Regions from separate parts of the Homo sapiens genome. Here region 1 is linked to region 2. A link is a loop called in an ENCODE intact Hi-C map of the cell type or tissue named here. Cell type or tissue: A673. All regions are shown on one strand. Links, peaks and the distances in the headings refer to the core of each region. The heading gives the core; the rest is flanking DNA.

Evidence for each region. A loop is a pair of places that touch in the nucleus more often than their neighbours do. Peaks named below come from ENCODE experiments on the same cell type or tissue, not always from the same donor. Only the 100,000 strongest peaks of a DNase experiment are listed, where the experiment ranks them.
Region 1: it touches region 2 in a loop (10-fold over the local background); 4 of 110 quality-filtered maps call a loop at or near these places.

What each region holds. Positions count from the first base shown.
Region 1 is chrX:47,062,915-47,078,090 of GRCh38, reverse strand. No RefSeq gene overlaps it. Among named protein-coding and RNA genes, the nearest start is that of RGN, 7.9 kb to the left of the region's middle. In A673, for the core only: a CTCF peak has its summit at 3,700; DNase peaks (open chromatin) are centred at 3,150 and 3,630; H3K27ac peaks cover 724 bases.
Region 2 is chrX:46,893,544-46,908,330 of GRCh38, reverse strand. LINC01545 (long intergenic non-protein coding RNA 1545) reads left to right here and starts at 8,627. Exons shown (of 4, transcript NR_046101.1): 1 at 8,627-8,727; 2 at 13,750-13,807. RefSeq lists an enhancer at 4,120-4,379. In A673, for the core only: CTCF peaks have their summits at 4,264 and 4,465; DNase peaks (open chromatin) are centred at 3,490 and 4,490; H3K4me3 peaks cover 1,064 bases; H3K27ac peaks cover 2,718 bases.

The sequences.
Region 1 (15,176 bases), core at 129-8,128, 170 kb before region 2:
AACAGAGAGAGACTGGGACGGTTAAACCCAAACAGGTTAAAAAGGAAAGAACAAAGCTCCTCTCCATCCTAGTGGAGAAGACCCTGGTGGCTGAAGGCCAACTCTTGCAAAAACGTTTTTGGTGGGGGAAGAGGAAAGGCTCGATTTCATTTTCAAATCATATGGAAAACACATTCCTCAACAACACAGCTCCACAACCCCATTCTCAGCCTAAATGTATTCCTGGTCCTGCCATCTGACAGTCTGGGCTTTCTCCAAATAACCCATATTAAAAAAAAAAATGGCCAGGGCCGGCACAGTGGCTCAGGCCTATAATCTCAGTGCTTTGGGAGGCCGAGGAGGGTGGATCGCTTGAGCCCAGGAGTTTGAGATGAACCTGGCAACAAAGTGAGACTTCGTCTCTACTAAAAATTTAAAAAAACCCAAAAAACAACAAAACAAAACAAAACAAAACAAAACTGGCCAAGTGTGGTGGCTCATGCCTGTAATCCCAGCATTTTGGGAGGCTGAGGCAGGCAGATCACCTAAGGTCAGGAGTTTGAGACCAGCCTGACCAACATGGTGAAACCCCGTCTCTACTAAAAATACAAAATTAGCCGGGCGTGGTGGCACATGCCTGTAATCCCAGCTACTCGGGAGGCTGAGACAGGAGAATTGCTTGAATCCGGGAGGCGGAGGTTGCAGTGAGCTGAAATTGTGCCATTGCACTCCAGCCTGGGCAACAAGAGTGAAACTACTTCTCAAACATATATATGTATTTCTGGGTGTGGTGGTGCATGCCTATAGTTCCGGCTACTCAGGAGGCTGAGGCAAGAGGATCACTTGAGTCCAGGAGGTTGAAGCTACAGTGAGCTGAGTTTATGCCACTGCACTCCAGCCTGGGTGACAGAGTGAGACTGTCTCAAAAACAAACAAACAAAAATAACTCTCTTCCTCTACTTCCTCAGTGCTGATGTCTCCCTAACCTTATCTCAGCCCAGATGTCGCCCCCAGGATACAGGCCAGCAGCTTAACTGAGCTGACCCAAACCAATCACATCATTTCCCACCAACCTCCTGAGCACTCTGTCCTGGGAAATGGGCTGTGGTGCAGCCAACTGGCTGTGCAAGAAGCCCTGACACCTCGCGAGCCTCCTCTTGGTCCCTAACTCAAGTCCAGTTAGTCACCAGGTCATAGAATTGTCCCTTTAATGTCCTTCTATGTTGGCACTGCCTTAATTCATTCAGGCTTTCCCCATTTCTTGCCTAGATTGTTTTAATCTTCCCGGAGGCCTCATCTCATCCCTGTGGATCTGCTGCCAAAATGACCTGCTAGACCGTGAGTCTTGCAGGGGAGGGGATGTATCTTATTCACCCTCACCTCCCTGGGTCCTGCCACAGTGCTGACACATAGAGGTTGTTCAACTATATGCTTTTCAGGCTGGGCACCGTGGCTCACCCCTGTAATCCCAGCACTTTGGGGGGCTGAGGCAGGAGGACCACTTGAGGCCAGGAGTTTGACACCAGCCTGGGCAACACAGAAAGATCTCATCTCTATTAAAAAAAAAATAGCCAGGCGTGGTGGCTGTGATCCCAGTTACTGAGGAGGCTGAGGTGGGAACATCGCTTGAGCCTGGGAGATCAAGCTTGCAGTGAGCCGTGATAGCGACACTGCACTTCAGCCTGGGTGACAGAGTGGGATGTGGGATCCTGTCTCTAAAAACAAAACAACAACAACAAAAACTATATGCTTTTTTTTCTTTTTCTTTTTTTTTGCTGAGAGGGGTACCTTTATTTAGAAAAAAATTTCAGTTTTACAGAAAAGCTGCAAGAATAATAGAAAAAATTCATGATTACCCTTCACCCAGATTCCCCAAATGTTAAGTTTACCACATTTGCTTTACCCTTCTCTCTCTTATTTACATATACATCTATATATAATTTTTTTCTGACCAGTTTGGGAGCAAGTTGCAGACATGATGCTCCTTTACCTTTAAATACTGTAGTTCAGTGTGTGTTTCCTGAAAGCAAGGGTATTCTCTTCCATAAACACAGCACGATGGTCAAAATCAGGTAAATTAACATTGATACAGGATTATCTATTGGAGTCTCACCAATTGTCCAACTAATGTCCTTTATAATAAAAGGAAAAAAGATGTTTCATGCCCAAACCCAATCCAGGGCGAGGCATTGCATTTAGCTGCATTTAGTTGCTTTTCACCTGGAACAGCTCCTCAGCCTTTTATTTTTGTTTCCTGACATCATTGACATTTTTGGAATTCAAAATGTAGAATGTCCCTTAATTTGGGATTCCTTGATTTTTCCTCATGGTCAATTCAGGCTATGCCTTTTTGGCAATGCTACAAAAGTGATGCTGTATCCTCACCATCTGCAGGCAAACGAATGTTGATTTGTTAACTTTGATCATAATATGTGGTTATGAATCTTTTTAAATTGGCTGGGCATGGTGGCTTATGCCTGTAATCCCGGCACTTTGGGAGGCCGAGGCGGGTGGATCACTTGAGGTCCCAGCCTGGCCAACATGGTGAAACCCCATTTCTACTAGCTGGGCATGGTGGCGTGTGCCTGTAATCCCAGCTATTTGAGAGGCTGAGGCAGGAGAATTGCTTGAACCCGGGAGGCGGAGGTTGCGGTGAGCCAAGATCATGCCACTGCACTCCAGCCTGGGCAAGAGAGTGAGACACTGTCTCAAAAAATAATAATAAATAAAATAAAAAAAAAAGTGTAGTCATAGCACCCTGCAATGGACCCCGAGCACACAAGGCTCTTCGAATTTGTGGGGAGTCCCTTCTTGACCTCTCTCATGTTCTAGCCATGTTCTCTGCTTCTTGACTTTGAACTTGCTATTCCCTCTGCCTAGAACACTTCTCTCTGACCACTAATCCAATGCTTCCTTCTGCACTGGACTAACTTCTAACTAAGAGTCAGTTGAATGTCCCCTCCATCAGGAAGACTTCGCTGACCCTCCTCGCTCTCTGACCTATTGCTCTTCCAGGAGCGCCTCTTTATGTTTTATTACATTACTCATCACACTGAGATCCATTGGTTTATGTGTCTCTCCTGCTTTATCAGGAGCTCTCTGAGGATACATAGGGATCTTTTATTACAATATAAGTGCTCTTTATTCGCAGACCACCTGCAGTCAAACACATCTGGGTTCATTGACTCTTTACAGTGAGGAGGGAGAACACACACCACAGGGTACCCTGGGACATCTCAGTAACAGGCTGTTAGAAAGAACCTACTATAGGCCAGGCACAGTGGTTTATGCCTGTAATTCCAGCACTTTGGGAGGCAGAGGAGGGTGGATCACTTGAGGTCTGGAGTTCAAGACCAGCCTGACCAACATAGGGAACGCTGTCTTTACAAAAAATACAAAAATTAGTGCATGTGGCGGTGCATGCCTGTAATCCAAGCTACTTGGGGGGCTGGGGCTTGAATCTGGTGGGTGGAGGTTGCAGTGAGTGAGCGGAGATCGTGCCATTGCACTCCAGCTGGGGTGACAGAGCGAGATTCTGTCTCAAAAAAAAAAGTTGTTTTTTTTTTTTAAAAAGAAACTACTATAGAATTTGGCCTTGTATTAGGTGATGTGATTTTGGGGCGAGTCCAAGGATTGAATGCTGTCAGGGAGTAGGGGTGACTCCATGATTGGGCATTTTAATTTTCATCTAGAAGACAAGGAGAATGGGCTGAAGAACAAGCAGCCCTCACTCAGATAAGCCAGGATGGGGCGATGTTGAGTCATTTTTGTGATTCATTCTTTCCTTCCTTCCTTCCTTCCTTCCTTCCTTCCTTCCTTCCTTCCTTCCTTCCTTCCTTCCTTCCTTCCTTCCTTTCTTTCTTTCTTTCTTTCTTTCTTTCTTTCTTTCTTTCTTTCTTTCTTTCTTTCTTTCTTTCTTTTTCTTTCTTTCCTTTTTTTGAGACGGAATCTTGCTCTGTTGCCCAGGCTGGAATGCAGTGGCGTGATCTCCACTCACTGCAACCTCCACCTCCTGGGCTCAAGCAATTCTCCTGCCTCAGCCTCCTGAGTAGCTGGGACTACAGGCACGTGCCACCACACCTGGCTAATTTTTTGTATTTTTAGTAGAGACGGGGTTTCACCGTATTAGCCAGGATGGTCTCGATCTTCTGACCTCGTGAACTGCCCACCTTGGCCTCCCAAAGTGCTGGGTTACAGGCGTGAGCCACTGTGCCCGGCCTGTGATTTTTTTTTTTTTTTTTAGTAGAGACGGGGTCTCACTTTGTTTTGCCCAGGCTGGTCTCGAGCTCCTGGCCTTAAGCAATCCTCCTGTCTCAGCCTTCCAAAAGTGCTGGGATTACAGGTGTGAGCCACCACACCTGGCCCAGATTTTTAATTTTTTGTAGAGATGAGGTCTCCCTGTGTTGTCCAGGCTGGTCTCGAACTCCTGGGCTCAAGTGATTCTTCCACCTCTGCCTCCTGAAATGCTGGGATTACAGGCATGAGCCATCAGGTCCAGTCCATTTTTGTCATTTGGTCAGTCTATGATTAATCTTGTTTTTGTCTTGATCCATTGCAGTCCCAGAATGGCCTTGTCTGATGTTGGTGACCTCTGAAATTGTTCATGTTCAGCAGGAGAATGCCAAGGCCTAGCTGTGGGTGCCATGGCGGATTTTGGATGTCACAGACTGCTTTTCTTTCTTTTTTTTGGCTGTTGATCTTTTTTTTTTTTTTTTTTTACACTTTAAGTTTTAGGGTACATGTGCACATTGTGCAGGTTAGTTACAGATGTATACATGTGCCATGCTGGTGCGCTGCACCCACCAACTCGTCATCTAGCATTAGGTATATCTCCCAATGCTATCCCTCCCCCCTCCCCCCACCCCACCACAGTCCCCGGAGTGTGATATTCCCCTTCCTGTGTCCATGTGATCTCATTGTTCAATTCCCACCTATGAGTGAGAATATGCGGTGTTTGGTTTTTTGTTCTTGCGATAGTTTACTGAGAATGATGATTTCCAATTTCATCCATGTCCCTACAAAGGACATGAACTCATCATTTTTTATGGCTGCATAGTATTCCATGGTGTATATGTGCCACATTTTCTTAATCCAGTCTATCATTGTTGGACATTTGTGCTGTTTCCAAGTCTTTGCTATTGTGAATAATGACGCAATAAACATACGTGTGCATGTGTCTTTAGAGCAGCAAGATTTATAGTCCTTTGGGTATATACCCAGTAATGGGATGGCTGGGTCAAATGGTATTTCTAGTTCTAGATCCCTGAGGAATCGCCACACTGACTTCCACAATGGTTGAACTAGTTTACAGTCCCACCAACAGTGTAAAAGTGTTCCTATTTCTCCACCTCCTCTCCAGCACCTGTTGTTTCCTGACTTTTTAATGATTGCCATTCTAACTGGTGTGAGATGGTATCTCATTGTGGTTTTGATTTGCATTTCTCTGATGGCCAGTGATGATGAGCATTTTTAATTTCCCCTTTTGTCCAAGGTCAGATTAAGTAAAGGCCATAGGATGTGAATCGATGATTTTCTGATCTTCACCATTTACCAGGATTTTGCTGATCTACAGGTGGCTCCAAGAAAATTGTCTGTAGTAGGACAAGGGTTAGTCTCCCCACCCTTTAAAAAAATTTTTTGAGACAGTGTCTTGCTCTGTCACCTAGGCTGGAGTGCAGTGGCAGGACTGTGGCTTATTGCAGCCTTGACCTCCTGGGCTCAAGCAATCTTCCCATCTCAGCCTTGTGATTAGCTAGGACTATAGGCACACATCACCACCCCTGGCTAATTTTTTTTCTTATTTTTTGTAGAGATGGGGGTCACACTATGTTGGCCACGCTAGTCTCGAACTCCTGGGCTCAAGCAATCCTCCCACCTCAGCCTCCCAAAGTGCTGGGATTACAGGCGCAAGCCACTGTGCCTGGCCAGTTTTTATAAGACCAAAGTTTGGGGTTAATGATGCAAGGGAAACTTAAGAACCAGAAGGGGCTTACTAAAGGAAATGTACCTTCTGTAGTGTTTAAGGAAGAATGATTAATTTTTTTTGTCAGCAAACAGTTAAATTCAGAGCAGTAGCTATGCTCTGAGAAAAATCTATCAGGATGCTTTGTTTTTCTTTTTTTAATTTATTTCTGAGATGGGGTCTTGCCCTGTCACCCAGGCTGCAGTGCAGTGGCACGATCACGGCTCATTGCAGCCTCAACCTCCTGGGCTCAAGTGATCCTCCCACCTCAGCCTCCCAAGTAGCTGGGACTACAGGCACACTCCACCAAGTCTGGCTGATTTTTGTACTTGTTTTGTAGAGAGGGGGTTTTGCCATGTTGCCCAGGCTGTGTTTTTTCTTAAGTGAGAGGGGACTGTAAGGGTTCAGAAGTCACAGGATGAGGGTAAGGGAGAACACACTGAGAAGCCTTTTCGTCTGTTAGTATCATAGAGAGAGTGTAAAGCACAATAGGCAAGATGAGCAGGAGAGTGAAAGGAAAGAAAAGGGCTGCTAAGAATCAGAAAATTAACCTTGAGTTGAAGCTGGCCACTTCTGCAGTCAGCAGTTTCTGGAGGGCTTCTAAGAATGTCTTAATTTAAAGTGTCCCGATGGAATGGACATCCAGGAGTCAGGATAAACTGACTTTTTAAGTTGGGAAATGGGAACTTAAGTGTCCCGTTGGAGTTTTATTGCTGTGCAAGTTGCTAACAGTCCCTGATAAGGTCTTTTCCACGGAGACTCAAGTAGTTTTTCTCTGATGTCTTTTCAGAAAACCAAACCTTCAGGTTTGAGATCCTGCAGAGGCTGCTGAGGTGGGGGTTTTGAAAACGCAATTTACTAGGCGGGCGTGGTGGCATACGCCTGTAATCCCAGCTACTCAGGAAGCTGAGGCAGGAGAATCACTTGAACCTGGGAGGCATAGGTTGCAGTGAGCGGAGATTGGGCCACTGCACTCTAGCCTGGGCAATAGACAGAGCCAAACTCCGTCTCAAAACAAACAAAAAAGAAAATGCAGTTTATACCTGTTGGTGAGAAAGCTGGAGGTATTGTAGGAGTCCCCTGCAGTAATGAGTCATATCAGCCTGTAATAGAGTGGAGTCTAGCATTGGGAATACTTTCCAAATGCATAGGGAAACCTGTTATTATCTCAGAAGCAGATAACTTGTGAATCCTTTGGGGGGGGATGCAGATCTTATTGCCATGAAAAATAATGGCAATACTTGAGGCTATGGAAGTTCAAGGGGTTTCTAAGAGCTTTGATTATTGTGGTTTTCGAATTCCAAGAGTTCTCTGTTTTTTTTTGTTTTGTTTTGTTTTGTTTTTTGAGACAGAGTCTCGCTCTGTCACCCAGGCTGGAGTGCAGTGGTGCAATCTCGGCTCACTGCAACCTCCACCTCCCAGGTTCAAGCAATTCTCCTGCCTCAGCCTCCCAAGTAGCTGAGACTACAGGCGTGCACCACCACGCCCGGCAATTTTTTTTTTTATTTTTTTATTTTTAGTAGAGACGGAGTTTCACCATGTTGGCCAGGCTGGTCTCGAACTCCTGACCTCAGGTGATCAGCCTGTCTTGGCTTCTCAAAGTGCTGAGATTACAGGCGTAAGCCACCATGCCTGGCCAGTTCTTTGCAATTTTTCTGAATTGACAGTTGATAAGGACCGTGCCACTTTAGGAAATGAGAATAAAAAATCACCTTCAGTGACTAGTGTTTTCTATCTATTCCTTACTCAGAAACTGTCAGTTTCTTATGTGTCCAAAGATTATTTATTAATGAACTTAATCTTTTGTCTTAAGTCTTAAAGTTGGGATCTAGAGATTTCAATTTTAGCCAATACATTAAATCCTTATGATTTGTAGAAATTTAAGAATTTTTCAGGCTGGGTGCAGTGGCTCACACCTGTAATCCCAGCACTTTGGGAGGCTGAGGCAGGAGGATCACTTGAGCCCAGGAGTTTGAGACCAGCCTGGGCAACATAGGAAGACACTGTATCTACAAACAAAAACAAAAACAACAACAAAAATTATTTCATGAAGGTGCAGAATGACAAAATATAATAAAACAGAAAAAAAATTAGCCAGGCCTGGTGGCTCATGCCTGTAGTCCCAGCTACTCAGGAGGCTGAGGTGGGAGGATCGCTTGAGCCCAGGAGGTCGAGGCTGCAGTGAGTTATGATTGCACCACTGCACTCCAGCCTGTGTGACAGAGTGAGACCCTGTCTCAAAAAAATTTTTTTTTTCATAAAATTAAACTATTTAAAAAGACACCTGTTAGTATTATTCCTTTCAGTCGTTCATATATATATGAAGTTATAGAAACAATGGTAATTTACTTAACCCATAAAATCAGTGTAGGAAATTTAGAAAGCTTAAGTAATTTAATCCTGATTTTTGTACAAGCAAAAATATTGTTCTGACATTACTTTAAAATGGTAAACTATTTTTAAAGATCTTCAATCATAATTGAAAGCTCTTCTTTATCTTGAAATTAAATTCTTTTCTTATTTTTTCATAAGTATAATAACAAAGACTATTGTGTTAAATATACTTTCTAGTGTCCCCGAAAAGAAACACATTCAATAACTTTTTCTTTCCTTTAGACACTTTTGACAGTTTATCCAGACTAGATATTTCTAGAGTGTACGCAGAACAACTAAATTTTTTTTTTTGAGACAAAGTCTCGCTCTGTTGCCCAAGATGGAGTGCAGTGGTGTGATCTTGGTTCACTGCAACCTCCGCCTCCTGGGTTCAAGGGATTCTTTTGCCTCAGCCTCCCAGGTAGCTGGGTGCCCACCACCACACTTGGCTAATTTTTGTATTTTTAGTAGAGACGGGGTTTCACCATGTTGGCCAGGCTGGTCTTGAACTCCTGACCTCAAATGATCCACCTGCCCTGGCCTCCCAAAATGCTGGGATTACAGGCGTGAGCCACTGTGCCTGGCCCTGAATTTTTTTTTTTTTTTTGATCAGTTAATCTTTAAAGTTTCCCAAGGGAGTAAAAGAGAGGGAGAGGAACAACAACAACAAAAAGCCAGCTTCAGACAAATATGAAATTATCATTTATTAGGTTGGTGCAAAAGGAACTGCCATTACTTTTAATGGCAAAAGCTACAGTTACTTTTGCATCAACATAATAAAAGGTTAATTTTGTTCTTTCTTGAAGGACAGGGAAGAATATATAAACATAGAAAGACCATTTTGACAAGCACACTGGGGGGTGGGGAGGGAGACAGAGTACAGAGTACAGTATTGTCTAAACCAAGTTATTGGTTTAGACAATAACTTGGGCCTTTGACAGTTTTATCCATGTAAAGAATTTTAAAGCTACCACTCATTAATCCTTGAAATGTGGAAACAAAGGAGGGGGGGTCACCTACCCCCCAAAATAATTTTTCTTTTAGGCAAAACCAAATAATCTCCTAATAAGGTTTTCTTCACTCTTTGTTCTAAGATGCCTCTTAAATGAACAATCTTGTTCATCTCAAAAGTTCCCCAATGTGGCCGCAGTAATTTCAAACTGACCCTAGAGAAATTTTGCCATATGGTGAATATTATAGTAGGAAAACATGAAGGAAGCAGGTATTTAGTATCAAAGACTTGCAGTTTTAGACTTGGAAGACCCCATGTGAATGTTCATGGGCTGTAATGATGACGCTTGGGCAACTTTGTGTCTATGGAACCTGGCTGAAGGCCAATCATTACCCGTCAAGAGGCCATGTAAAACTTCCTGATTCCAGGCTGATTAGTTTGTTTTTAACTTTGAGACTGGGTTTCACTCTGTTGCCTAGGCTAGAGTGCAGTGGTGTGATCATGGCTCACTGCAGCTTTGACCTCCTGGGCTTAGGTGATCCTCCTGACTCAGTTTCCCTAGTAGCTGAGACCACGGATGCATGCTGCCACACCCAGCTAATTTTTAAAATTTTTGTAGAGACAGAGTCTTGCTATGTTGCCCAGACTGGTCTTGAACTCCTGGGCTCAAGCGATCCTCCTGCCTCGGCCTCCTGAAGTGCTGAGATCACAGGGATGAGTCACCCACGCCTGGCCAGAGTATAATTTGATTAGTTTTGACATATGTATACATGTCTAGAACTATCTCCACCACCAAGATAATGAACATTCTGGTCACCCCCAAAAGTTTCCTCCTGCCCTTTTATTATCCCTTCCTCCCACCTTTCCCTGCTCCTAACCCCCAGGCAACCACTAGTCTGCTCTCTGTCACTCCAGATTTGCTCCTATTTTGTAGTTTTTTTGGTACCTGGGATTATATTTATACAGTATGTATTCTGTTTTGTCTGGCTGAGCATAATTACTTTGAAATTCTTCTCTCCCAGTCTGTGATTTCTCTTTTCAGTCTATTAATAGCATCTTGCAAAAAGTAGTGGTTTCGGCTGGGCATGGTGGCTCACGCCTATGATCCCAGCACTTTGGGAGGCCAAGGTGGGAGGATTGCTTGAGTCTAGGAGTTCAAAACCAGCCTGGGCAACATGATGAGACTCTGTCTCTATTAAAAAAAAAAACAACCTATCTCTCACCATATACAAAAATCAAATCAAAATGGACTTCAAACTATGAAACTACTACAAGAAAACATTGGGGAAAATCTCCAGGACATTAGTCTGGGCAAAGATTTCTTGAGTAATAACCCACAAGCACAGGCAACCAAAGAAAAATGGACAAATGGGATCACATCAAGTTAAAAAGCTTCTGCACAGCAAAGGGAACAATCAACAAAGGGAAGAGACAACCCACAGAATAGGAGAAAATATTCACAAACTACCCATCTGACAAGGGATTAATAACCAGAATATATAAGGAGTTCATACTATAGGAAAAAAATCTAATGATCTGATAAAAAAAATGGGTATGCCCCCACACCCTAATTTTTAATTTTTAATTTTTTTGTACAGATGGGGTCTCACTGTGTTACTCAGGCTGGTCTGGAACTCCTGGGCTCAAGTGATCCTCCCACCTCGGCCTCCCAAAGTGCTGGGATTACAGGTGTGAGCTAATGTGCCTGGCCAACTGTAGGGTTTTTTGTAGGTGTTCTTTATAAGGTTCTGGGTAGATATCCTTTATTCAGCTTCTATTCACAGTTTGCTGAACACTATTATCAGCAGTAGATACTGTCAAATGTTTTTATTTATTTATTTTATTTTTTTGAGACAGAGTCTCGCTCTGTCACCCAGGCTGGAGTGCAGTGGCACAATCTTGGCTCACTGCAACCTCTGCCTTCAGGGTTCAAGCGATTCTCATGCATCAGCCTACCAAGTAGCTGGGATTACAGGCACCTGCCACCACGCCCGGCTAATTTTTGTATTTTTAGTAGAGACGGGGTTTTGCCGTGTTGGCCAGACTGGTCTCAAACTCCTGGCTTCAAGCGATCCACCCGCCTCAGCCTCCCAAAAAGTGCTGGGATAACAGGTGTGAGCTACAGCACCTGGCCTCAAATGCTTTTTATGTATCTATTGAGATATGGTAAATTACACTGATTGATTTTCAAATGTTAAGTCAACCTGCATGTCTGGGATAAATCTTACTTTTGATATATTCTTCGATTAAATTAGCTAACGTTTTGTTAAGAACTTTTGCATTGTTTTTATTTTTATTTTTGAGAGGGAGTCTCACTCTGTCACCCAGGCTGGAGTGCTGTGGCATGATCTCAGCTCACTGCAACCTCTGCCTCCTGGGTTCAAGTGATTCTCCTGCCTCAGTCTCCCAAGCAGCTGGGGTTACAGGCACCCACTACCACGCCCAGCTAATTTTTGTATTTTTAGTAGAGACAGGGACTTCACCATCTTGGCGAGGTTGGGTCTTGAACTCCCAGCCTCAAGTGATCCTCCTGCCTTGCCCTCCCAAAGTGCTGTGATTACAAGCATGAGCCACCACGCCCAGCCACTTTTTGCATTAATTTTTATGAAGGATATTGGTCTCTAGTTTTCTTATGTATTTGTCTGGTTTTGGTATCGGGGTAATGCTGGCTTCATGGAATGAGTTGAGAAGTATTCTCTCCTGTCCAATTTTTTGGAAGAGTTTATGTATAATTAGTATTATCTGTTTCTTAAGAGCTTGTTAGAATTTACCAGTGAAGTCATCTGGGCAGAGTTTCTTCAAAGGAAAGTTTGACTGCAAATTCAATTCATTTAATAATAAGGAGCTATTCAGGTTATCTCCTTTTTTTTTTGAGATGGAGTCTCACTCTGTCACCCAGGCTGGAGTGCAGCGGCACAATCTCGGCTTACTGCAACCTCTGCCTCCTGGGTTCAAGTGATTCTCGTGCCTCAGCCTCCTGAGTAGCTGGACTACAGGTGCGCACCACCATGCCCGTACTTTTAGTAGCAATCTGTACTTTTAGTAGAGATGGGGTTTCACCATGTTGGCCAGGCTGGTCTCGAACTTCTGACCTCAGGTGATCCACCCACATTGGCCTCTCAAAGTGCTGGGATTACAGGCATGAGCCACCGCGCCCAGCCTGTATGTTTGTTTGTATTTATTTATTTATTTATTGAGACGGAGTTTCCCTCTTGTTGCCCAGGCTGAAGTACAATGGCACAATCTCGGCTCACTGCAACCTCCACCTCCTGGGTTCAAGCGATTCTCCTGCCTCAGTCTCCAGAGTAGCTGGGATTACAGGCTGGTCTCGAACTGCCAACCTCAGGTGATCTGCCCGCCTTGGCCTCCCCGACTGCTGGGATTACAGGCGTGAGCCACTGTGCCCGGCCAATATTTAAAGTGGGCTTCTTGTAGGCAGCATAGAGTTGCATTCTTTAACCTCCAAGCTTGGCTCAGGTATCTGGGGTGTTTTAAGAACTCAACTCTCAGGCCATTCACTTCCTTTTAGGAAGCTCTGATAACGAAAGCATTTATCATAATGAGCTACATGTGCCTTCTATAACTTCCCCCGTGGAGTAACACTCAAGGAATTATTTCTACTTCCCCAGGACAGTTTTTCAGACAACAGGACCATACAAACCTATGGGCAACTCCTCAGGCAGTGCCAGATTCAGCCACGGTGGATCCAGCAGGCCCATGGAGGATTATCCAAGGCTACCTAAGAAGTACCAAAGGCTACCTTGGAAAAAGTGTTGGGGGGATGGGACGAGAAAGAGAAAACTAATTTCTCTAGGGGAGGATTCTATTGATCAAAAAAAAACACTGGTTTTCCATTTAATGGAAAGAGTTTCAACTAATGAAAGTACAGGACCAACCTAGAGTATCACAGCAGAGATGGACATACTGGGAAAGGAACATTCCCCCAAAAGGGTAGGGAGCACTTGCAGTATGCCTAGTGTATTAGTTTTCTATTTCTGCTGTAAAAATTACCACAAATTTAGTGGCTTAAAACAACACAAATATATTCTCTTAAGAGTTCAGGAGGTCAAACGTCTAAAATCACAGCATAGGCAGGGCTGAGTTGTTTCTGAAAACCTTCTGAGGTGGGGTCTGTTTCTTGTCTTTTTCCATTTCTAGAGACTGTCTGCATTCCTTGGCTCATGGCTCTTCTTTGCATCATTCCAACCTCCCGCTTCCATTGTCACATCTCTTATTACTGACTTGGATACTCCTGCCTCCCTCTTATAAGCACCCTTGTGACTATATTGGTTGGGCCCACCTAGATAATCCAGGATAACTTCCCCATCTTAAGGCCCTTAAATTTTTATTTTAGAGTCGGGGGTATATGTGCTTGTGTGCTACATGTGTAATGGTTGGGGTCGAAAGCCCTTAACTTTAATTACATCTGCTAAACCCCTCTTACCATGCAAGGTAGCATATTCGCAGGCTCCAGGGATTAGGACATGGACATCTTTGGGGGGGCATTATCTATCTTTACTATGCCCAGTTGCAAGTTAGATTAGCTACGGAGAAGGCAAATCCACCAGGTCCTAGATCTGTGAGGTCTGTACTGTTCAGATTTGTGTGACGTATCTTGTGTTTTGGATGTGAACCTCTAAACTGACTTTGTGTTAGATGACTAATTGTGGTCCAATCAACTCTGTCCAGGCATCACGGATAAAGTGGTACAGAATCCTTACAACCAAACCCCAACTCAGGTTGGTTTCCTCAGGAAGAAACTGAGTAAGAGTGTTTAGAGAGGGGGCTTTGGGCACAGGAGTCAAGCAAAGTGACTAAAAGTATGAGTTGTAGAGGCAAGCTCACAGGTTCTAGCTTTGAACAACTGTCTTAAACATTTGGCCTCAGTTTTCACGTATCAAATGCAGCTGATAGTATTATCTTCATATGGTTGTTGTGAGAACTAAATATAAGGTAGCCCCATGTAAAAGGCTTAGCAAAAGGCCTGCCATAGGTTAAGGGCTTGATGAATATTGTAACTTTTATTATTTGAAGGCTTGACTGGTCCCAAACAAGTTTCCTGGCTTGTCCGACCAAGGTTTTTTTTTATTTATTTTTATTTTTTTTTAATAAGATGGAGTTTCATCATGTTGCCCAGGCTGGTCTCGAACTCCTGGGCTCCAGCGATCCTCCCCACCTCAGCCTGCCAAAGTGGTGGGATTACAGGCATGAGCCACCATGCCCGGCCCCAAGTAGCTGTCTTGAAACTGACCTTTAGCTTGAAACTGCTCATGCAGCTCTCAGTCCATCTTTAAGGACTGGAGGACAAGACACGGGCACAAATTCTGCCCCAAAGATGCAGGCAGCACTGTCTGATCTTGTTCATTGTTGTCCTTGAAGGCAAATATGACTGAAAAGACTGAGTGGCCACAGTACTGCACACAGCTAACCACCACTTTGTGAACACTGTTGTTGCTTAACCCCTAGAGCCACCTTTGTTTGAAGAGCTAGGGGGAGGGGAAAGAACCAGAGATCCAGTTTTGTAAAGTAGAAAAGTTAAGGTGAAGAGAGGAAAAATCTGTTACCAGAACACTGGCACCTATGCCAGGCTTATCTGAAGCAGGAATACGTATTTAATGTTTTTTTCCCTAAGCAGCAGCTGAAAGATCTAAAATGGTACTGGTCCAACCCGAAGTGTCTTTCTGTTGTGAGGCTGAAGTGATTATAATTTTCAAAATTTCAGCAATTTTTCGAATGAAGTTTTCTCATGTGAGAAATGACTATAAAATAACGAGATCCATTTCCACGTGTGGTGTATGAAAGCAGTGTCATTACATTATGGCAATACTTTAGAAAGCAATGTTGAGCAAAAAGTGGTTCCGCAAATGGCCTCCCAATTCAGATAACTCGCTGTAATCAGTACAGCTTGAA
Region 2 (14,787 bases), core at 26-8,025:
TCTTCTTTAGCCTGTGGATATGGTAGATTACATTGATAGAATATTGATTTTTGAACCAACCTTTCATAGCTGGAATAAACCCCATTTGGCCATAAAATAATTATTTTTATACCTTGCTGGATTCTATATTGCTAATGTTTTGTTGCAGATTTTTGTGTTAAAGCCCATAAGAGATAAAAGTCTGTAGTTTGGGGGAGATTTTTGCTACAGTCCTTGTCTGGTTTTGGTATTAGGGTAATACTGGCCTTATAAAATGAGTTGAGGAAGTTGTGCAGAAAAGAGTTAACATAACAGGCTCTTGGCAGGCATCTGTGAACTTGGATTTCAGGAGAGCTCTCATTGTTCCCAGAACTGATAAGAATGGCTAACTATATCTAAGCTGTTTGTACAAATGTTATTTATGCTGGGACTAGAACTCAAGTCTCCTGATTCTCAAGCTGTGCAGAAAAGAGTTAACGTGAAAGGCCTCAGTGCTATCCTTTGAAAGCCCTGCATGCAAGGTCGGTCCTTGGATGGCATTTGGAACTTAGATTTGAAGAGGGCTCTCACCATTCCCAGGGCTGATGAGACTGTTCACTGGGCCTAAACTGTTCGTACAAACAATATGGTTTATGCTGAACACTTGTTTTCCTTCTAGGAGTCTGGAGTTTTGGTAAGCGCTAGGCAGAGGGTGCCTATATGACCAACCCCCAGTAAATGTCCTGGGAGCTGAGTTTTTAATGAACTTCCCTGATAGACAACATTTCACACGTGTTGTCACAACTTGTTGCTGGAGGAATTAGTACATCCTGCGTGACTCCACTGGGAGAGGACTCTTGGAAGCTTGTACCTCGTTTCTTCTATACTTCCATGTGCCTTTTGCCTTTGAAGATTTTGTTCTGTGTGCTCTCACCATGAATGTGACTGTCTGCTGCATTCTGAGTCCTCATAGTGAATCATCAAGCCTGGGAATGGTTTGGGGGACCCCTAGCACAGAAGTGTTCCCTCCTCTTTGGTATTATAGAATCTATTGTGTAAAATCGGTGTTAGTTCTTTAAATGTTGGGTAAAATATTCCAGTGAAACCATGTGGACCTGGAGCCTTCTTTTTTCAATAATTTTTACATTATAAATCCTATTTTAAAATAGTTATTAGACTATTCAGATGATAAATTTCATATTGGTCGAGTTTTGGTAGTTTGTAGTTTCAAGGAATTGGTCCATTCCATCTAAGTCGTTGAATTTATATATGTAGGGTTCTTGATAGAATTTCTCTATTTTCCTTTCAATGCCTGCAGGATCTGTAGTAAGATCCCCTGTCTCATTTGTGATTATAGTGACTTATGCCTTCTCTCTTTTTATCTTAGTCAATCTTGCTATAGGTTTATCAACTGTACTGATCTTTTCAGAGGAACAGCGTTTTGCTTAATTGATTTTATCTATTGTTTTCCTATTTTCAATTTCATTGATTTCTGCTGTTGTCTCTTTCCTTCTGCTTGCTTTGAAGTTTTAATTTTGCTCTTCTTTTTATAGTCTCTTGAGGTGGGAGCTTACCTGATTGATTTAAGACCTTACCTCTTCTTTTTTAAAAATTTTAAAAAAATATATTACAAATTTTTCTTTTAGTGGCAAGTGACCGGCAGCCTCTTTTCTAATGTAAGGATTTAGTGCCATAAACTCTCTTGTCAGCACTGCTTTAGCTCCATTCCACAAATTTTAATATGTTATATTTTCATTTTCATTCAGTTCATTGTATTTTTAAAAAATTTCCCTTGAGACTCCTTTTTTGACCTATGTATTAATGAGAAGTGTGTTGTCTAGTTTTCAAATATTTGGAGATTTTCCTGCTGACTTTGTTATTGATTTCTGGTTTGACTCCCTTATAGTCAGAGAACATGACACAGTGGTTCATGCCTGTAATCCCAGCACTTTGGGAGGCTGAGGCAGGAGGATTGCTTGAAGCCAGGAGTTCAAGAGAACATACTCTGCATGGTTTCAATTCTTTTACATTTGTTGAAATTTTGTATGATGCAAAATATGGGTTATGTTGGTGAATGTTTCATGGGTATTTGAAAAGAATGTGAGTTATGCTATTGGGTAGAATGTCCTATAAATTAGGTCCTGTTGCTTTATGGTATTGTTGAGTTCTATAATCCTGCTGATTTTCTGTCTAGTATTTCTATTGCTGAGAGGAGGGTATTGAAGTCTCCAACTATAATCATGGATTTACCTGTTTTTCTTTCAGTTCTATCAGATTTTACTTCATGTATTTTGAAGCCTTATTTATTGGTGCATACATGTTTAGGATTTCTTTGTCTTCTTGGTGGATTGACTCATTTATCATTGTGTAATATCTCTCTTTGTCCTTGGTAATTTTATTTGCTCCAAAGTCTACTTTTCTGATATTAACATATAGCCATATCTGTTTTTATAAATGAATGTCTGTGTAGTATATCTTTTTCTTTTCACTTTCTACCTATGTTATCGTATTTGAAGTAGTTTCATATAGACAGCACATAGAGGGTTATTTTTTTAAAAATCCATTTTGTGATTCTCTGCCTTTTAATTCATGTATTTAGACCATTTAATTAGAAGATAATTATTGGTATCTTAGGGCTTAAGTCTAATGTTTTATTATTTGCTTTTTGTCTGTTCCCTCTATTTCTCATTCCTCTGTTTGCTGTTTCTGGCCTTACTGTGGGTTACTTGAATATGTTTTAGAACTCCGTTTTACTTTATTATAATGTTTTTGAGTATATCAGTGTGTATAGTTTTCTGTTTTTTAGGTGTTAAAATATACACATATAACTTATAGTGTATTGTTATCAACATTTTACCACTTTTAGTAAGGGGTAGAAACTTTATTTTCCTTTAGGTTCCTTTATCCCTTACCCTCCCACTTTTTTTTCTTTTTTAGACATAGTCTTGCTCTGTCGCCCAGGCTGGAGTGCATGGCGCAACCTGAGCTTACTGCAACCTCTGCCTCCTGGGTTCAAACGATTCTCGTGCCTCAGCCTCCCGAGTAGCTGGGACTGCAGACATGCACCACCACGCCTGGCTAATTTTTGTATTTTTAATAGAGCTGAGGTTTCTCCATGTTGGTCAGGCTTCTCTCGAACTCCTGGCCTCAAGTGATCTGCCTGCCTCGGCCTCCCAAAGGGCTGGGATTACAGGCGTGAGCCACCGCACCCGGCCTGTCCTCCCACTTTAAAAATATAATTTCTATTTCTTGTACATACATTGAACCCACATCAGATGGTGTTACAATTTTTGCTTCAACAATTCAACATAATTGAAAGAAATTCATTAGGAAAAGGATAGTCTATTTATATTTATCCTTATTTTTTATACATTTCATTGTTTTCCTTCCTTTCTGAAGTTTCAGGCCTCCTCCTGCTATCATTTCCTTTTCGTTTGGAGAACTTCCTTTAGCTATTCATTAATAGTAAGTCTGCTAGTGAAATTTTTATAAATTTTCTGTCATCTGAGAATGTCTTTATTTCCCCTTTATTCCTGAAGGATATTTTCACTGAACATGGAATTCCAAGTTGACAGTTCTTTTCTTTCATCACTTGAAAAATGTACCACTTCCTTCCGGCCTTTATGGTTTCAGATGAGAAATCCACTATGATTTAAATCAGTGTTCCTCTATAGGTAATGTGTGTTTTTCTCTCTAGCTGCTTTCAAGATTTTTTTTCTCTATCTTTAGTTTTCAAAAGTTAGTTATGATGTGTCTTGGTGTGGATATTTTTGGGTTTTCCTGGCCTACTTTTGTGGACTGTGTAGTTCCAATGACAGTTTAGTTTTTAGAACCCTTGTGGCACTATTCTGGTCTGCTTTGTGTGCTACTCCCAAGCCACGTTGAAAACCTGAGTGGTATGCCACACAGTAGTTCAGTTGTCAGACCTGCAGACCTGGTGATTTACTTAGTTTCACGCTTGGGTCAGACAGGTGTCTTTCCAGGACTTCCTATGCAGATGTAAAGAATGCCTTTCTGCAGCTCCTTCCTCTCTAAGATCCCTTCTGCACTCTAATTGGAAGGGTGAGGGGCACCAGCTGCCACTGGCAGATAAGGGTGAAAGTCCAGACTCCTCACTCAGTCTCCACTGACATGGCAACAGTGGGGAGGGGAGCACCTGTCTGCATCCTCTGCTGATGCCTGCTGGGAGCCGGGCAGCAGATGTCCAGATTCCCCACTAGTTCTCTGCTGACACCACTGGTGGGAAAGTAAAGTACCTTCCCAGCTGCCTGCCACTTGATGGGGCTCGGGAGACTCCCCACTTGGTCCCCGTCATGGTGCCTGTGATGGAAAGTGCCTCCCTGGGCCGTCTGGTGCCACTGGGTGAGGGGTTGGGAGATGCTAGGCCGGTAGGGGTTGAAAGTACTAATCCTGCCTACCTGCTGCTGCTGGGTCGGGGACAAGCGTCTGGACTCCGTGCTGGGTATACGCTGATGCTGCCAGCAGGGCTGAGCACGCCTCCTCCGGCTGCCTGGTGTGACTGGGGCTCCCCCTAGCTCTTGGCTGTTGCCCAGCGTGGTAGGAAAGTGCTTCCCTGGTACCGCTGGGACTCCCACTCAATCCTGTCTGGTGTTCCCATGGGGGAAGAAGGCGGCTTTTTGCCCAGCCACCTGAGGCTACTGAATGGGGGACAGAGCTCTTCCAGTCCCTACTCAGTCTCACTCTGCTGACACCACAGGGTTCAGCTTGGGTAGGGCTGGTGCTGTCCACAGGGTTTTACTTATGCTGGGCTGGGTTTTTCTCCTTTCCCAGTCCTTTGGCCACAAAGAACAGGTTTTTGTTTTGTTTTGTTTGTCTGCTCTGATTGGAGATTCTAGGTTGCAGGCTTCTCCAGCACCCAGTCTGGAACATACAGAAGATAAAAAGAAAAGCCAGGAGCCCATCACAGTGTCGTTCCTCAAGTCCTGAAGTCTCTAGCCAGTCCACTTTCTTCTTTCCACCTACCAGTCCCCTTATGATGGACTTTTGTATTACTTTTAGGAATTTTAATTGTACTTAGCATGGAAAAGCAAAGAGAAATGGGTCTATGTCATCTTGTTTGAAGCTTGGTTACCTTACATTTTAAAATAAATTAATGAGGGCGGGCACGGTGGCTCACGCCTGTAATCCCAGCAATTTGGGAGGCCAAGGCAGGCGGATCACTTGAGGTCAGGAGTTCGAGACCAGCCTAGCCAACATGGCAAAACCTCGTCTCTACTAAAAATACAAAAATTAGCCAGGCATGGTGGCAAGCGCGGGTAATCCCAGCTACTTGGGAGGCTGAGGCAGGAGAATTGCTTGAACCTGGGAGGTGGAGGTTGCAGTGAGCAGAGATCATGCCACTGTACTCCAGCCTGGGTGACAGAGTGAAACTCTGTCTCGAAAAAAAGAGAGAAAAATTAATGAAATAATTAACAGATAAAGTTTTCAGTTTCAGTTGGAAAACACAAAGAATTTACACCTCCCGGGCTCAAGTGATTCTCGTGCCTCAGCCTCCTGAGTAGGGATTACAGGTGTGCGTCATCACACCTGGCTAATTTTTGTATTTTTAGTAGAGATGGAGTTTCACCATGTTGGCCAGGCTGCTCTCAAACTTCTGAGCTGAAGTGATCCACCTGCCTCAGCCTCCCAAATTGCTGAGATTACGGGCATGAGCCACCGCACCTGGCCTCTTTTTTTTTTCCCTTTTTTTTTCTTTTTTTCATTCATAAAATGAAACTGATAATGCTTGGACTTTGGTGGAAAGATACTTTCAGAAAGTATAGGGGATTATTTATCTGTCTTTGTTGAGCCACTGGTTGATGAAACTGGATGCAAGAGCTTTAAACTGCTGAAACACTCTGATAGTGTAACTCACCTAAAATGGGCTCAAGGAACCAAAAAAGAAAAGGCCAAAGAACTATAAAGAAGTAAAAGATCAATCTTGGCAAGACCTCCCTTCCTTTTTCTCCTTTCTCTCCAATCTCTTTCTTGCCCATCACGCCAAATTTCATATGATAAAAATCAATAACTGGCCCAATTTTCCTTAGACAAGTAAAATACCTACTTTCCATGAGTTACTTTGTCTGTGCACAGTAATACCTATGTAAATCCATACACAAATGCTCTGGAAGGATACAGACCAAACTGATAATTGTAGTTCCCAATGGGAGTGGGGATTGAAGAAGATTTTAGATTTATCTCCAATTTTTTCATGTAAAAAAAAAACAAAACCCTGTATTATTTGTGTAATTAACAATTAATAGCTGGGCACAGTGGCTCATGCCTGTAATCCCAGCACTTTGGGAGGCCGAGGTGGGCGGATCACAAGGTCAGGAGATCGAGACCATCCTGGTGGTTTCACCAACATGGTGAAACCCCGTCTCTACTAAAAATACAAAAATTAGCCGGGCGTGGTGGCGCGTGCCTGTAGTCCTAGCTACTTGGGAGGCTGAGGCAGGAGAGTCACTTGAACCAGGGAGGCGGAGGCTGCAGTGAGCAGAGATCATGCCACTGCACTCCAGCCTGGCAACAGAGCGAGACTCCATCTCAAAAAAAAAAATTAATAATGAAACAAAAACAATGTGTGCATTTGCCAAGACATGTGAGTCTGATATTGAACAGAATTTAAGATATGCTTTTTTCTCAATCAAAAATTATTTCACACTCTTGAAAACTAGTGACACCTAATATTTGCTCAGAATTTCACCACCATGACTCCGAAGAACATTTTCAGATAAAATTAGGAAAATTGCTGATTTTTCAAATAAAAAGCAATTGTAAACTCCAGCAACTTTATCTGTATTTATTGTTGAAGTGATAACATGTAAAAATGGTCTCCCTATGCACATAAGTAAATACAAAGCCACCTACAGTGAATCTTTATAGTCAATTTGATAAATTAATGAGCACTGGAAACCTCACTTGATTCTTCGCTACACAGTGATATCCAAAATAGTGCTGCTAGATAGAATCTGCAAAAAAATTGGAGAGGACTTTTAACTCATAGGACTTCACTTATGAAGTCTGTATTCATAGAAGGAGGCAAAAAAAATCAATATTTGTGGAACATCTACTGTGTTTCAAGTGTCTAACTTATGTTTTCTCATCTAATCCTTCCCAAGCCCTCAAGACAATAATCATTATTTCCCATTTTACAGGTAAGCAAACTAAGGCTCAGAGAGAAAATAACTTGTCCAACATTATTACTGGACAGTAGGCACACTTCAAAATAAAATGCTTTCTGCTCTTGTGTAGGTTCAAGTATTTCAAAGCACCTACCATTTCTAACTCAAGGGAGAGTGGATTCATTAAACATTTGTGACATGAGAAAATGATTTCTACAAATGAAATACACATCTGTTCTTTGAAATCCTTCTCAGGTGTTAACTTCAATTGAATTGAATAACTAACTTTTTAAATCAATGAACGGAAAACAGTTTAGTGGAATTAGGTAATAGCATACACCCAATGAGTGAGTTATAATCAGTATAGCTTCCTTTTACCAGATGGCTAATGACCTTCATAGACCAAATACATGTTACAACTGATGCCATGGATCCGTAATATTGACACTCTCTCCATAGAAGCCTATCTTAGCTTGTGATTTATTTTCACAAAGAACAAAATGTTCACTGATGGAAGTTAAAATCAAAATGAAACACCAAACATCACTGTAGTGGTCAGTTTTGTTTTTTGTTTTGTTTTGTTTTGAGACGGAGTCTTACTCTGTTGCCTAGGCTGGAGTATGGTGGTGTGATCTCGGCTCACTGCAACCTCCACTTGCTGGATTCAAGTGATTCTCCTGCCTCAGCCTCTCAAGTAGCTGGGATTACAGGCACTCACCACCACGTCTGGCTAATTTTTGTATTATTAGTAGAGACGAGGTTTCACCAGCCTTGAGGCCAGGCTGGTCTCGAACTCCTGGTCTCAAGTGACCCGCCCGCTTCAGCCTCCCAAAGTGCTGGGGTTATAGGCATGAGCCACTGTGCACCTGGCCTGTAATGGTCAGTTTTATGTGTTAACATAGCTAGGCTATAGTCCCTAGTTTATAACTGGCTAACATAAGCCAGTTATTCCATTAAAATCTAATCTAGGTGGTGCTGAGAGGTATTTTGTAGATGTGAATCAAGTCTATAATCAGTTGACTTTATGTAAACAAGATTATCCTAGATAATCTGGTGGGCCTGAATCAATCAGTTAAAGGCCTTAATAGCAGAATGGAGGCTTTCCTGAAGAAGAAATTCTGCCCATAGACAGCAGCATTGGCTTGTGCTCGAGAACTCCTGCCTGTCCTTTCTGATGGCCTGCTCTAAGGATTTCAGATTTCAGGCTTGCCTAGCTAGCCACCACAATCACATAAGCCAGTTCATCTATATCTATACCTATATCTATATCTATATCTACATGTGTCTCCTAATGGTTCTGTTTCTCTGTTAGAATCCTGACTGATACAATCACTATCTTTATTTTATATATAAATCCATAACTTATATGCACTTAAGAAAAAAAAACTAATTTTCCCTGGATTTCATATTCTTTCTTTGGATTGGATTTTTCTCCATCAGAAATTTCAAAAGGGATTAAGAAAGTGTCTGACTCCAGAGAATGCTCAGCTTCAGAGACTATCCATAATTTTCTTTCTTTCTTTTCTTTCTTTTTTTTAGATGAAGTCTTGCTCTGTCGCCCAGACTAGAGTGCGGTGGTGCGATCTCAGCTCACTGCAACCTCTGCCTCCTGGATTCAAGCAATTCTCCTGCCTCAGCCTCCCAGGTGCACGCCACCATGCCTGGCTAATTTTTGTAGAGACAGGGTTTTGCCATGTTGGCCAGGCTGGTCTTGAACTCCTGACCTCAAGTGATCTGCCCGCCTTGGCCTCCCAAAGTACTGGGATTACAAGCATGAGCCACCATGCCCGACCCATAATTTTCCATATTAGAAGTAAACTGCCCCATGTGTGGCTTAGGAGAGAGTTGTTCCTCTTGGGAACCATCATCTAAGTGAATTCTCAGAAGCCTCTGTATTTAGCTTCCTGAAGATAGACGCACCAGGGCCATAGGAGACAAAAGCCCATGAAAACTGCTCCAGGCCTTCCTCTATGCTCTATCCAAGTCCATTCATAAATCCTATGTGTCTGTTGAGGTGCAAGAACCAGTTTTCAAAAAATTTGTGTACATTTAAGGGGTAAAAGTGCAGTTTTGTTACGTGGATATAATGCATAGTTGTAACGTCCAGGCTTTTAGCATAACCATCACCTGAATAATATACATTGTACCCATTAAGTAATTTCTTATTCCTCACCACCCTCCCATCCTTCTGAGTTGCCAATGTCTATTATTCTATAGTAGAACCAGTTTGTTTGTTTGTTTTTTAATCATAACATCAATAATTTTCCTTAATTCCTTCAGAAATTTCTTGGGAATACTTTACTTGTCTGGGAGACATTACCCAAATGATTTCATTCCACTGTTTCATTTTTGTTTTTGAGACAGGGTCGCCTAGGCTGGAGTGCAGTGGTGTGATCATAGCTTACTGTAACCTTGAACTCCTGGGCTCAAGTGATCTTCCTGCCTCAGCCTCCCAAGTAGCTAGGACTATAGGTACATGCCATTATGCCCAGCTAATTAAATTTTTTTTTTTTTTTTTTTTTTTTTGTAGAGACAGGATCTTGCCGTCTTGTCCAAGCTGGTCTCAAACTCCTGGTCTCAGCTAATCCTCTCACCTCGACCTCCCAAATCATCCCACTTTTTATCCCCCTGAAGAAATTTTGGGGTTACTTTTAGAAATGTTCTTAAATCTTTTCTCTCCCTTTTTTTAACTGCTATTTTTTTATTCATCTATTTATTTAAAACTGATCTTCCAGAAATGATTTAATGTGGCCTGTGATGATACAATTAAATACAGCACAAAGATAAAAACTAAAATTGGCAGGAAAAAAGAGAAAGTAAAGAAGGAAAATAAAAAAGAGTAGGAGAGAAAAGGAGAAAGTGAAAAAGAAAAAAGGAAACAGATTAAAAATGAATAGTAGTCTATAAAATGTATGTGGCTCAAAAATTGGAAAAAAATAAGAAAAAATATATACTTCAAAATGTCCATGAGATAAAACCAAACCAACTAAGAGAATAACAACTATTTTTGGTGTGAAGACAGGAATTCCCCCAGAGATTTACTACAATATTCCCATTCTGTTGCTTTTTAAAAAGAGTAAACAAAGCATTGCTTCTAACCCCAGGTACCATGGTGAGGTTTAAAAAAAGACATCTTTAGGTAGCAACTGATTCCAGTTACATATTTTATTCTTACTTCTCCTAACTTTGGAAAGAATTTATCTGAAACTGCACACAAATTATGAAATCTTCATATTCCTTACTTAGTGCTTGACTCAAGAACCTATTTTGTCCAGTGGAGATAGTCAGGTATGGGGTATCAGAGACCAAGGAGTACTTAGAGAGAATCCTCCTAAAGTGACCTTGTGCGGGCATCAAACATCAAAGCTCAAACAGGATAAGGGGGTATCCACACGTGGTGGTGGTGGTGGAGGGGGATGCTCCCCAGCTTAGGGCATTGGAGTTTGAGCCAGTTGAAGAGTTCCTCCCACCTATCTATAGTGTTTCTTTTTTTGTTTGTTTTTGTTTTGTTTTGTTTTGTTTAGGAGCAGAGGTTTAATAGGCAGAAGAGAAGAGAAAGAGAAACAGCTCTCTCTATATATAGAGAGAGGGGTCTCCGAACAGAAAGGACCAGCAGGCGGCCCATGTGCCAGATTTTATAGTCAGGTTTGAGGAGGGGTGTCTGATTTACATGGGGCTCACAGATTGGTTTGATCAGGTATGACGTTTACATGGACTATGACATTCCCTGGTCTTGCCAAACAAGATTACTTCCCTGAACTGTAAAGCTTCCCACACATTGCATACAGAGAGGATAAGAGATATGGCGGTCGCAGACAGGAAAGGAGGAAATTACAAAAGGAAAGTTGGAGATCCTGTTGCCGACACCCCATCGAGGCAATTGGAGGCTGGGGCCAGTCCAGAAGCCTTTGGATAACACTGGGAGCTAGCCCTGGTCAGAAATCCTCAGCTGCCTCAGGACTTCTTCCAGCCCCACCTGATGGCTAAGTCTTCCGTGAAAGGAAGCTGGTTCAAACATGGCCAATATGCCCAGCAACCCATGGGTGCCGGGAGATTCTCCATGTTCTCCCTAGTAAGCCTGTCCCCCAAGTCTTTTAAGGCTGGCAGCCACACTAATCGTTTTTAAATGGCTGAAGGGGGCCCAGTATTTGGTTTGATTTGGTTCTAAAATGGAAGCCAAGAGCCTCGAAATGAAAGGACAGAGTTGGAGTCCCCTCATCTATTCATCGTTTCGGTGAATGTTGCACCTTGGTATCTCGGATGAGGTCCCCATTATGAAGTGACTACGTTGTCTGGGGTATATACCCTGGGGTTCATTGTCACGCGACAGGAAAATTTAGGACACGGACACACACAAGGAGTTTAGGAGTGGAGGTTTAATAGGCAGAAGACAAGAGAAAGAGAAACAGCTCTCTGTCTATAGAAAGAGAGGTCTCCGAGCGGAAAGGACCCTATGGTGTATTTTAAACTAAACAGATAATGCATGCTTCGTGTGGCAAATACTGATAGTTGCTTACCCAATAGCCACTCTTTTCACCTTTACTTTCAGAACTTCAATTTTTCAGCAAAACAATGTGCCTAGTAAAAATAATTCCTCAGACTCCCTTGAAGCCAGAATGGACATGTGATCCAGCTCTGGCAAATGAGATCTAAGCAGAAGTCTACTGCATGAGGCTTCTGGGAAAGTTATTGTTTTCCTGATGAAAGGGGACAGACTTAGCTGGCCTTTTGCCACTCTCTTTATTCTTTCTGCCTAGAATGCAGTCACAATACTTAAGAGGTATGAGAGCTATCTTACCAGCAAATAGAAAAAACTACATGATTAGGATGGCCAGGAAGGAAGACAGAAAGAGCCCAGGACCTTTCTATCGCACTAACCCACTTTCTAACCCACTGTGGGTTGCCTCCCTCAAGCCTTTGTGTTACATGAGAACCAGGTATGAGAGCTATCTTACCAGCAAATAGAAAAAACTACATGATTAGGATGGCCAGGAAGGAAGACAGAGCCCAGGACCTTTCTATCCCACTAACCCACTTTCTAACCCACTGTGGGTTGCCTCCCTCAAGCCTTTGTGTTACATGAGAACCAGCATGTTATTCCTTTTTTGGTAACCTGCTAACGGTTCTCTTCACCCTCCTACCCCCATCCTACAGTGTTCAGCTCATTTCAATAAGTTACTGATTTAGTGGTATTAATGTACTAGAACCTCCTCGAACATATTCATATTTGCATTCATCCTACCAGCTTCTGCCTCAGGCAGTATTTGGCTGCCTAAGGCCAAGATGGGGCAGATATAGAAGTCTTGGTGTTGTCCACAGTGGGTTTTGTGTCATTTTGGAAAAAATAAGACATAAGAGAAGTAATACTTCAATGTTTTATATGATTAAGGGGAAGGAGAACTAACACTAGGGCTGGTGCTTTTACTTATAGAATGCTCAAAATAACTGCAAAGCATGCATCACTCTCTTTTTGCAGAGGAGGAAACTAAAGACATTACATAGCTGATGAAGATCTAGGCAGGTAGTATGTAGCAGAATATAAGTCAAACTCAGGTCTGATGGTTCTCAAATCCACACTTGTTCTTTGCAACTCTGACACAACTAGCCAAAATGATCATGGGTCAGTGGCTTCCTGGAGGAGATAGAACTTGGACTAGTCCTGAAGGATGGGCAAAATTTGAAGCTTCGAGGTAGGGAGTAGAAAAAGGGATTGCAGGTATGGAAAGGAACATAAGCAAAGACCAGCTTTCATTGATCATGCCCCATTCAATAGTCAGGAGATGAAATCACTAAAGCAGAGGACTCAGTTCTTTAAACACATAATATCTATTGACTTATCTCCTGTGATATCCTGTGATAGTCACTGTGAGATATGCCAAGGTTAATTTTTTGAAAGTACCTGGCATGTAGTTGCTGCCTGTTTTTTGTTTGTTTGTTTTAGTTTTGTTTTGTTTTTTGAGACAGAGCCTCACTCTGTCACCCAGGCTGGAGTGCAGTAGCATGATGTAGAGACAGGGTCTTGCCATGTTGCCCAGGCTGGTCTCAAACTCCTGGGCTCAAGCGATCCTCCCACCTTGGCCTCCCAAAGTGCTGGGATTACAAGTACAGGTGTAAGCCACTGTACCTGGCCATTTTTTTTGTCCTTTAAGAAAGTGCTGGCTGGGCGCAGTGGCTCATGCCTGTAATCCCAGCACTTTGGGAGGCCGAGGTGGGTGGATTATATGAGGTCTGGAGTTCAAGACCAGCCTGGCCAACATGGTGAAACCCCATCTCTACTAAAAATACAAAAAAATTAGCCAGGCGTGGTGGCAGGCACCTGTAATCCCAGCTACTCGGGAGGCTGAGGCAAGAGAATCACTTGAATCCGGGAGGCAGAGGTTGCAGTGAGCCGAGATCACGCCATTGCACTCCAGCCTGGGCAACAAGAGTGAAACTCCATCTCAAAAAAAAAAAAAAAAAAAAAAAAGAAAGAAAGAAAGAAAGTGCTCTCCTTTCTCAAAGTGAAGGTACTCATCATTTGGATTACTCAGAAAGCTGACAATCTAGCTAGGGAGATTTTTAAATTATTTAAGAGTTCCAAAATAGAAAGTGTCACAAGATGATATAAGACTGGTGATAACAGCCCCAGGGGCTATGCTCTTAACTACTATGCTCTTTTACCCTGCAGTGTATAGGATGTACAGGATGAAAAGATCCCAAGTGAGGACCCCAATCAGGAGGCTGATGTAAGTAACCATGGGGTCATTAGGTTGATGATGAGGGACATGAAAAGGAGAGGATGGAGAAGAAAAACATTTCAACAACAAGGCTAGTTAACAGCTGCTTAGCAGAGTGGAAAAAAGAACAAGCTAAAATGACCCCAAAATGTCAATGGTATAACTAAGATAACTGCATGTCATCGATGGAAATGGAAATGCCAGGACAGGGAGACCATCTGGGAAAGAGAAATATAATGAGTTGAATTTAGTACATGGTGAGACGAGGAGAACAATTATTTAACTATTCAAGTGAGCATATTTGGTAGAGAGTTGGCAGATTGAGGAATGGCAGTCAGATGAATGGCTGTGCTCTGTAGTGACAGTTGAATCTGTGGTGAGAAGGGTTCATGTACTTGAAGGAAAGAATATATAGGGCTGCAGCCACCCATTGAAACCTCTTTGTCCTCCTTGCCCTTGTTGTCGACATCACGTTCCAGTTCCTGCTTGCACTTGCTTTTGGCAATGTGGTTGGAATGTATGTGGCTCAGAACTATGACATACCAAATCTAGCTAAAACATGTGAAGAAATTAAAAAGGAATTGGGTGCCAAGAAGACACCCCCTAGTTCATGAGGTTGACTCCAGCACTGCCTTCTGGATACACCGATTCCACTGCTCTTCAGGCCCTCCTTTACCATCTGAACCAAAAACTTTTGCTTTGTCTTCAGCCTCAGTGATTTTTCTTCTTTGCTAGACCCTGCATTGCCTTAGAACAAAAATGGAGCTAAAAACTATCCTTACTTTCCAACATCTTTGCCTCTTCCCATCCTCCTTTCAGCTGCTTGGGAGGTTCTAAGACTGGAAATATGGTGCTAAATTAGTAAACTAGTAGACTCTCCCGTACTCTTCAGGATTTCTACTATAGGTTGAACATCCCTGGTCCAAAAATCTGAAATCTAAAATGTTCCAAGATCTGAAACTTGAGTGGTCATGCTCAAAGGAAATGCT